2 separate regions of the Homo sapiens genome follow, and region 1 is linked to region 2. A link is a contact called in ENCODE Hi-C or POLR2A ChIA-PET data. All regions are on one chromosome and are shown on one strand. Each heading gives the region's core, a stretch centred on a gene start or an enhancer-like site at or near the end of the contact. The rest is flanking DNA. Distances are from core to core; before and after follow the strand shown. Region 1 overlaps RAD51B (RAD51 paralog B). Region 2 overlaps RAD51B (RAD51 paralog B).

Region 1 (3,335 bases), core at 673-3,172, 74 kb before region 2:
TTAAAATGTAAATCAGTAACTAGCAAGAGGCATCTTTGGTCATTGTAGTTGCTTGGAGTAGAATAAATTTAAAAAATTCTTTGATGTGAGAAAAATTACTATCATCATTATCACACATGGAAGGTCAACATTAGGGCCAGTCATTGGAGTTAAACTGTCAGAAGAACATCCCAGTTACTTTCTCACTTTTGAGTTGTGTAGACTGACAGGATTTGAGTCTTTGAGGGCTTTGACTAGGGTAACTGACCTCAAAACAAATAGCTAGAGGGATATTTCTACTTCTATCCGCTGAGGGATTTGTAGCAAGAAGCCATATTGTGGATGGTATATTTTAATAACAAAGGGGATTTTAAAAGGAGGATGACACATTGATTTGGAATGTTTTCTCAACTGTATTTACTTATTCTTAAATATTTTCCTTCATGCTTTCTTTCTCAAGTGGATGACCAGCTGGTTGCCACCTTTTTCTTCTCTCTTTGCCTCTGTTCCTAATTTCTTTCTTATCCTTAACCACTCCACTTTCCTTCCTCCAATCTTGTTTTCTCTCTAAATCTTTCCTCCAACCTTATTGAATCTCTCCCCTTCTTTTTGTTATCTGGTCATTTGATCTATAATTTCGATTCCTTTTCCTGAAATTCCCTCCTTTTTCCTTTTCCCCTAAACCATCATTCTAGTCCTCCCCACACCCAAGCTTCTTATCTCTTTGCTGTTAATCTCCAATGTGTTTATTGACTTGTGTGCCAAAAGGCAAAATCCCCAGCCCCCTCCCAACCATGCCAGTGCATTGAAAAGCAGCAGCTGTCATTGCTCAACAAGTTCCTTGTGATCTACAAATCAATGGATAAGAATTCTCACAGTGAAGGTTTACATGTATATATTTGTATGTATATATGAGACATGTGACCATGTTTAATGAATGGAGAAGGACTTGGATCTTTTCTAGTAGAGAAGAGAAGCAGAAAGCTTTGCCTAACCCTATTTCTTTACTAAGGTAATGAAAAAATTATACAGGGAAAATAAATGATGTTAATGAGAGAAACAGGGACAGGAGACCAATAAACAATCATCAGGCATGAGAATATCTTGCTGAACTTATTATTGATAGTAGACACAGGAATGTAATATAAATGCAGTGATGGAACAGAAAGCAGACTCAGGAAAGAAAGAGATGATAATAAATAGTAATAAAATCCAAGTGATTCATATGCTCAAGTGAAAGAAAGAAGAAAGAGGGCAGTGTACACAAAGTAAAAGGGCAAGAAAATGGAAGTAGAGTCATCACTCGTAGAGATAAATAGTTGGGAAATATGAGAAGCCTTCCTGACATCAGTAAAATATTACATGTTAAACAGCAAACAAAAGACAACAACAGTGTCTGTAGTACTTTTGGAATATAAAAGTTAGATAATACTAGAGTAGTATCTTCAAAATAAGCAACTTCAGAAATCAAGTCCCCAGTAAAGGGAATTGGAAGAATTTGAATAGATGAAATAAGGAGCAGTGGCAAGTGATACAAACCTTAAGCAGGAAAAGTGATTTTAAATGGTACTGGCAGGTTAACAACTGGCAAAAAGAAAAAAAAAGAAAAGAAAAGCAAGATGGTGCTATATCCCCCAGGTGCTGGGAAACCAACCTGGCCTAAAAAAGGAGCAGACCCACCTAACTTTTTGCCAAGCACTGTGCTAGGTGCATTGCATACACTTTTAATTTAAGCCTCGCTGTACATAAAAGTGAAGCCAAGGTCTGAGAATGATATCCATTGGGAGGAAAAAACAGGAAAATTTTCTGAGCCAGTTCCAAAGTCATAAGGCTCAGGGGGAATAACTTTGACTTTGTCAAGTCAGAGTGAACAGCCAGAGTCAGCAGACATAGGATATTGTCAGAGGTAAATCACCAGCTTGGTCTGGTCTGTCTTATTGCAAGGTCAGAGGACCATAGCAAGCCAGCCAAATGTTTTCAACCATGGAAATCCCCTAACTTTCCAACTGCTGCAGTCCCACAGCTCTGAGCTTTTACTCACAGGATGGCTCCCTTCCAGCTTTCAAATCTCTCCAAGTTGATTAATCATTTTCTTGTTCTGACTCATTCAGGCCTCTAGAAAAATAGCTGTAGGTACTGGAAGGGCTATGTAGATCAAGGAGGTCAGATAAATTGGCTTGATGTTGGTCTATAGAAAAATCTAGAAGATATTGCCAAAAGCTTTTAAGCATACCGTCTTCAGATGCTGGGATGTGGGCTATATCCACAGGCCATTGGCTCATTCATGTGTTTGAAGCAGAATATTTTTGTGTGCATTAGGAGACTTGGGTATGTTCATTTCTTAATGTAATGTTAGATATTGTAAGCTGGTTGTTTAGACAGTAGAATTTCATTGTGACCACTTATTTTTATATCTATTTAGATGGAGTACAGGCCAGATTATAACCCCCTAACAAGAACAGCAACAGTAAACACACAGATAGTGCTTATTATTAGTTAAGCATGGTACTAATATTTTCCCTAAGAGGCCACATTCACAGGACTGAAATGTCAGTTCTGGTTGTCTGAGCCAAGGGCATATATGCTGATTACATTATTTTGTCTGGCTAATACACTTTATCATGAAGCTTATTTTAGAAGAAATGTTCATTTTTAGATTTCTGTTTGTATATTTAGGTCATACTATAAGGTCCATTCTCTTGCTTTTATAATAATTTAGTCTTCTGCTTTATTCATTCAATTCATGAACATTCATTAAGTACCTGAGTATGCTAGTCATTGGAGATGCAGTTGTAACTAAGGCATCACCCCAGACCTGAAGTTTTATGTTGTGTTTTGTGCTTAGTGATTGGCATAAGTAAAATACTTGAGGAAACACAGAAGCAGCAGCAAATATTTCTGCAAAGGAGAAGAGAAAATATTTGAGTTGAAGCTTCAAGAATATATCAACATTTTCCAGTTTGACAAGGGTGGGAGGAGCCCCATCAATACAGGGAACAGCATGTGGAAATGCAAAGAGGTGTGAAAGAGCATAGTATATTCAGGGTGAAAAAATACATTTTTTATGAATTGTAGTAGAAAATGAGCCGAAATAGGTTAAGTTGAGGTAAGATTGTGATGGGTCTTACAGCATACTAAGGCATTATCCTGTAAGTAATAGAAGGGCTTATGGAGGTTTTAAAGAAAGAGAGTAACTTCATTTGATTTCTTTTTTCAGGAAGAGAATTCTGATGATAGTGTAGGGTGGAAAAAAGGGGTAACAAAGGAACCAGTGGGAAAGCTGCTGTATAGTCTGGAAGTGGTAGCAGTAAGAGGAGAGGTGAAGGGACAGATTTGAGATGCATATCAGAAGTCAA
Region 2 (3,760 bases), core at 834-3,333:
TATTGGATATCTAGAGCAGCAATCTTTTGAATCTATAACCCATCATTTTTTAGCATATTGCCCCAAAGTATGGAAAATTGCTGCCAAAAACTATAGTGCTACTATATAAAGTTATATAAAACACACCAGAAATAGAATTTTTAAAATATGAAGTGGGTTCTAGTATTTTTTCCCTACATCCCGTTGAGTCATTGTGATGTATTCCCACCACTTGGTATAGTTCAAATTTCTCCCTTCCTTGTTTTTACTGCAGAACTCTTTACTGTCCCAAGTAGAGTGAGACTGAAACCAAAATTTGAGCACTGGGTCCATTCATTCAATTGTTCATTCATTTACACGTTAAGTATGAAGCATCTATAATGTGAAATGCTTGCTGAATTTTCAGGAGGCCATAAGAACGGTATCAGGCTTGGCCTCTCCCCTCTCAAACATAAAGGCTAATTCTAGTGTTTTTCAGTTTTATCTGGTTGGAACCCTAGAATTCCTGCATACTGTAATGAAGCTAAACTTTACATCTAAACTGGCTATATGTATTGCACTACAGTGCATAAGACAAGAAAAGTTACAAAAAGAAGGAAAATCCAGAACGTGAGGCCCACAGACATGAAACAGTTGAAGTCACACTGTAGTACAGCATCTAATGAATTGCCAGGATGAGAGAAGCAGATTTTTAATATCAGAGGCATTCACAGAAAGGAGAGATCATCATGATCTTTGTGATGGAGGCTTGGACCACTGCCTTAGGATGTCAGGGCAGAACTAAGATGGGCCCCTTGGTTGGTCTGTCCTGACTCACTGTGTCTGCAGTGCCTGGATATCAGCCAGCAGACCACCTCCATCATTGAGTTAGACCCACTTACAAGGTGGCAGGCTATTAACCAGTCCCCTGTTCCACTGAGAACTTGCCAGGCTGGCCATCATAGCATGGTATAGGTTGAAGTAGCTTAGTACCTGTGGTGGATGACTGTTTTTCTCGGCCAGCTGTTTAATGAGCACCAAATGAAGTAAAATGCTGCTTGGTTCCTCTCCTCTCTTCAGACACAAACAATCGAGCACATCCTAGTGGAAGGGCCGTGTTGGGGAACTGGCTTTCTTGTGCTGATCATCTTGGTTCCCACATCCGTCCCTCCCCTCTGGGCTAGAGTTTGGAGGAGCTATTGAAGAACCTTGAGAAAACTGTTAACCTTGAAAGTTTAGTTATTCATCATCAAATATATTAACAAACGTTTGTAGCCAAAGCTTTACTGTCTATGGCAGTTTTAAATAATTATCAAAATCATGATTTAATTAATTTCTCTCTCCATTTTGGGTTGGCTTAGAGGAGTAGGAGATTGCAATTCACAAGTACTTTCTGGTCCTGTAACCAACTTGCACTTTCAAGTTCAGGTAATCACCTTGTCCTTTTCAGTTTATTTACCCATGACTTAGGTTAAAGTTGCCCATGCCTCTGGTGAAATTCACAAATGAAACTTCACCTAGCTGGGTTTCATATTTGTAAGAAATCATTTTTTTTCTCCATGAGAATGTGCAGGTCAGCTGAGACAAGCATGATTAATTCTAGACATGAATTAGAACAAGCCCAAGCTGAACAGCTCTCTCAGAGGAAGTCATCTGAAATTGGTATGTGTGACCCAGTATATCTTTTGACCAATTTGCATTGGAAACCACAGTGAGCATGGAAGAAATATAACCTTGATCCTCTGGCCTAATAAACATTCTTGCAATTCTAAATGTACCTAGAGTTTGTGACAAGTGTGTATTGGAAAACTCGTTGAAAACACATGAGTTAGTAATGTTCTCTTTCAGAAGATGAACTTGCATGGCCGAAGTGAGATTCCAGTGGGAAAGACCTGGTAGAGAAAGAGTGGGAGAATGCGTTGACCTCTGGAGGGCAGATTATGGCATGCCAGGCAATGGGTTGTGCCATCAGGGAAGGAATCTAGAAAGACGAGGAGACTCAGGAGAAAGGAGATGACTTCTGTTGACAGGTCATTGTTGCTCAGACTTAGTGCAGATGAGAAAGGAAATCCAGAAACCTACATGACAGCTCCTCTTGGATTGGATGAAAATATTGATTTTTTTTTTTTTTCCCTATCTGGAATTTGACAGGGTCAGTTCATGTCTGGGTTTTCAGCACTTAATACAGGGCGCTTTTGTCTTGGGAGGCGGCTGGACTGGTTTTTCCTCCAGGCAGGTGCACAGAGGGCGTTTATTGTAGCCTGAAACACAAACACCAAGCCCCTAGGCCCTGATCCACACACTCTCCAGTGTGGCTCAAGGAAATAAAGTGAACAATGTCTCTTGCAACAGGCGAGCACTGTAAATGCCACTCCTGAATGATATATTTCTTAAAACTTTGTATCCGTAACCTGATCATCTCTTAAAACTTAATTATATGTCAGAGAAAAGGAAGCTATTGGCTCCTCCAGCTGTCCAGGTTGAACGAGAGCACACAATGGAGCATATCCGATTCACAGCCTTACTTAGGTAATCAGATTAATATCTCCTGAATTGAATTTACCCTTTTGATATGGAGTCTTTCAGCTGCCTTGTTTCACATCTCAAATTCTGACAAAGCTGTGCGGCCTTTGAGTAATTTCCCTGAAATCTATATGTGGGAAGCCTGTACTTCAAGCAGTTTTTGGGACTTGCACCAATTAAATCTGTCTCTGGCACACTTTTAATGGCATGCTTTCCCCTGAGTCAACAACTGCTCCAAAATCTGAAGTCATTTGTTTAATTTAAAAGCAAAGGTTATGGAACAACCATTTCAAGCTTCACCAGCCAAACTCCAGTGGCTTTGAAAAGGGAGATGAGGCAGAGGAAAGGCTAATAAACTGGATTTCTTATACACAAAATAAATTAATTACTGTGTTTCTGTAAGCTAGTATCAAATCAAGTTTGTTCACACCCTCCTTGCCAACCTAGCTCTCCCTTTCTCTTCAAACTCACCCTCTCTGGGCTTTCATATTCACGATTGAGGCTCACCCTCTTACTGTTGTTCTTGCAACACAAACATCTGGACTGGATTTTTGTCAGCTGGAGTTGAGAGAGAACTGTAAATGATGCAGTGATTTTTTTTTCGTCCTTATTAAATTTATTTATAGCCAGTCTGAAGCCAGGAAACATGCTAGAGCCTTTGATTGGAGGTTCTCGAGGAATGTACGGTGGATGGTATTTTCTCCTGTTGTTTTCTAAATAATATCAAGGATAGAATTACATAACTCCCAACTTGAGTATTTTTTGCCCTGAAGGACCCTTTATTAGGACATTTTGCACATCAGAATTCTTCCATTATATTTGCTTATCCAATATGCCTTCTTTTCTGTCAGTGAGAGAAAAGGAAATGTACATGACAGGTTATTTCTGAAAAATTAGAAAGATGGAGAGTGAGTTTCTGGTTGTTTGGGACATGAACCAGTGGCATGAGTATTTTCTTTTGCCAAAGGGACACAACATGGATCCTATTTCTACCTCTTAACAACCTCTGCAATCTTAAAGCTGCCAAATCTCAAAGAATTTCATTCATTTAGTCATTATTTAAGATAATAAAAGGCCCTACAAGCAGCTTACGAAAATAATTTATAAAATATTTTTCTCTGCCCTTAGACCTTGTTAAATAACAATGCCTTGGTGTTTATAAAATTATTTAAGAAACAAAACTTTCTAGAGGAGGCTGAATCAGATGATGATTTCTTGAGGTCCCTTCCCAGTTCTATGATTTGAGATGATTCTTTAATTTTCCTTCACTGTCATTTAT

What was found. Hi-C counts contacts between places; a loop is a spot of excess contacts on that map. ChIA-PET counts read pairs that join two places held with the same protein, here RNA polymerase II (POLR2A). Pooled maps may share reads with other maps.
Region 1: a pooled map shows a loop between it and region 2 (3-fold over the local background). The contact joins two enhancer-like sites. A Hi-C loop is called at or near these places in 3 of 168 maps with a recorded cell type or tissue (A673, GM12878 and HepG2), 13 of 37 single-sample maps with no recorded cell type and 10 of 50 pooled maps. POLR2A ChIA-PET finds 5 or more read pairs at or near these places in 1 of 52 experiments (activated B cell).

The regions. Positions count from the first base shown.
Region 1 is chr14:68,230,794-68,234,128 of GRCh38, forward strand. The region is part of intron 7 of RAD51B (RAD51 paralog B); the gene reads left to right. Among named protein-coding and RNA genes, the nearest start is that of RAD51B, 410 kb to the left of the region's middle. RefSeq lists enhancers at 1,354-2,553, 1,820-2,189. Within about 2 kb of position 1,923, at least 22 of the 41 ENCODE cell types and tissues checked have a DNase peak (open chromatin) inside an H3K27ac peak, as active enhancers do; they include GM12878, where a contact is called at or near this core.
Region 2 is chr14:68,304,933-68,308,692 of GRCh38, forward strand. The region is part of intron 8 of RAD51B (RAD51 paralog B); the gene reads left to right. Among named protein-coding and RNA genes, the nearest start is that of RAD51B-AS1, 380 kb to the right of the region's middle. RefSeq lists an enhancer at 1,470-1,609. Within about 2 kb of position 2,084, at least 14 of the 41 ENCODE cell types and tissues checked have a DNase peak (open chromatin) inside an H3K27ac peak, as active enhancers do; they include GM12878, where a contact is called at or near this core.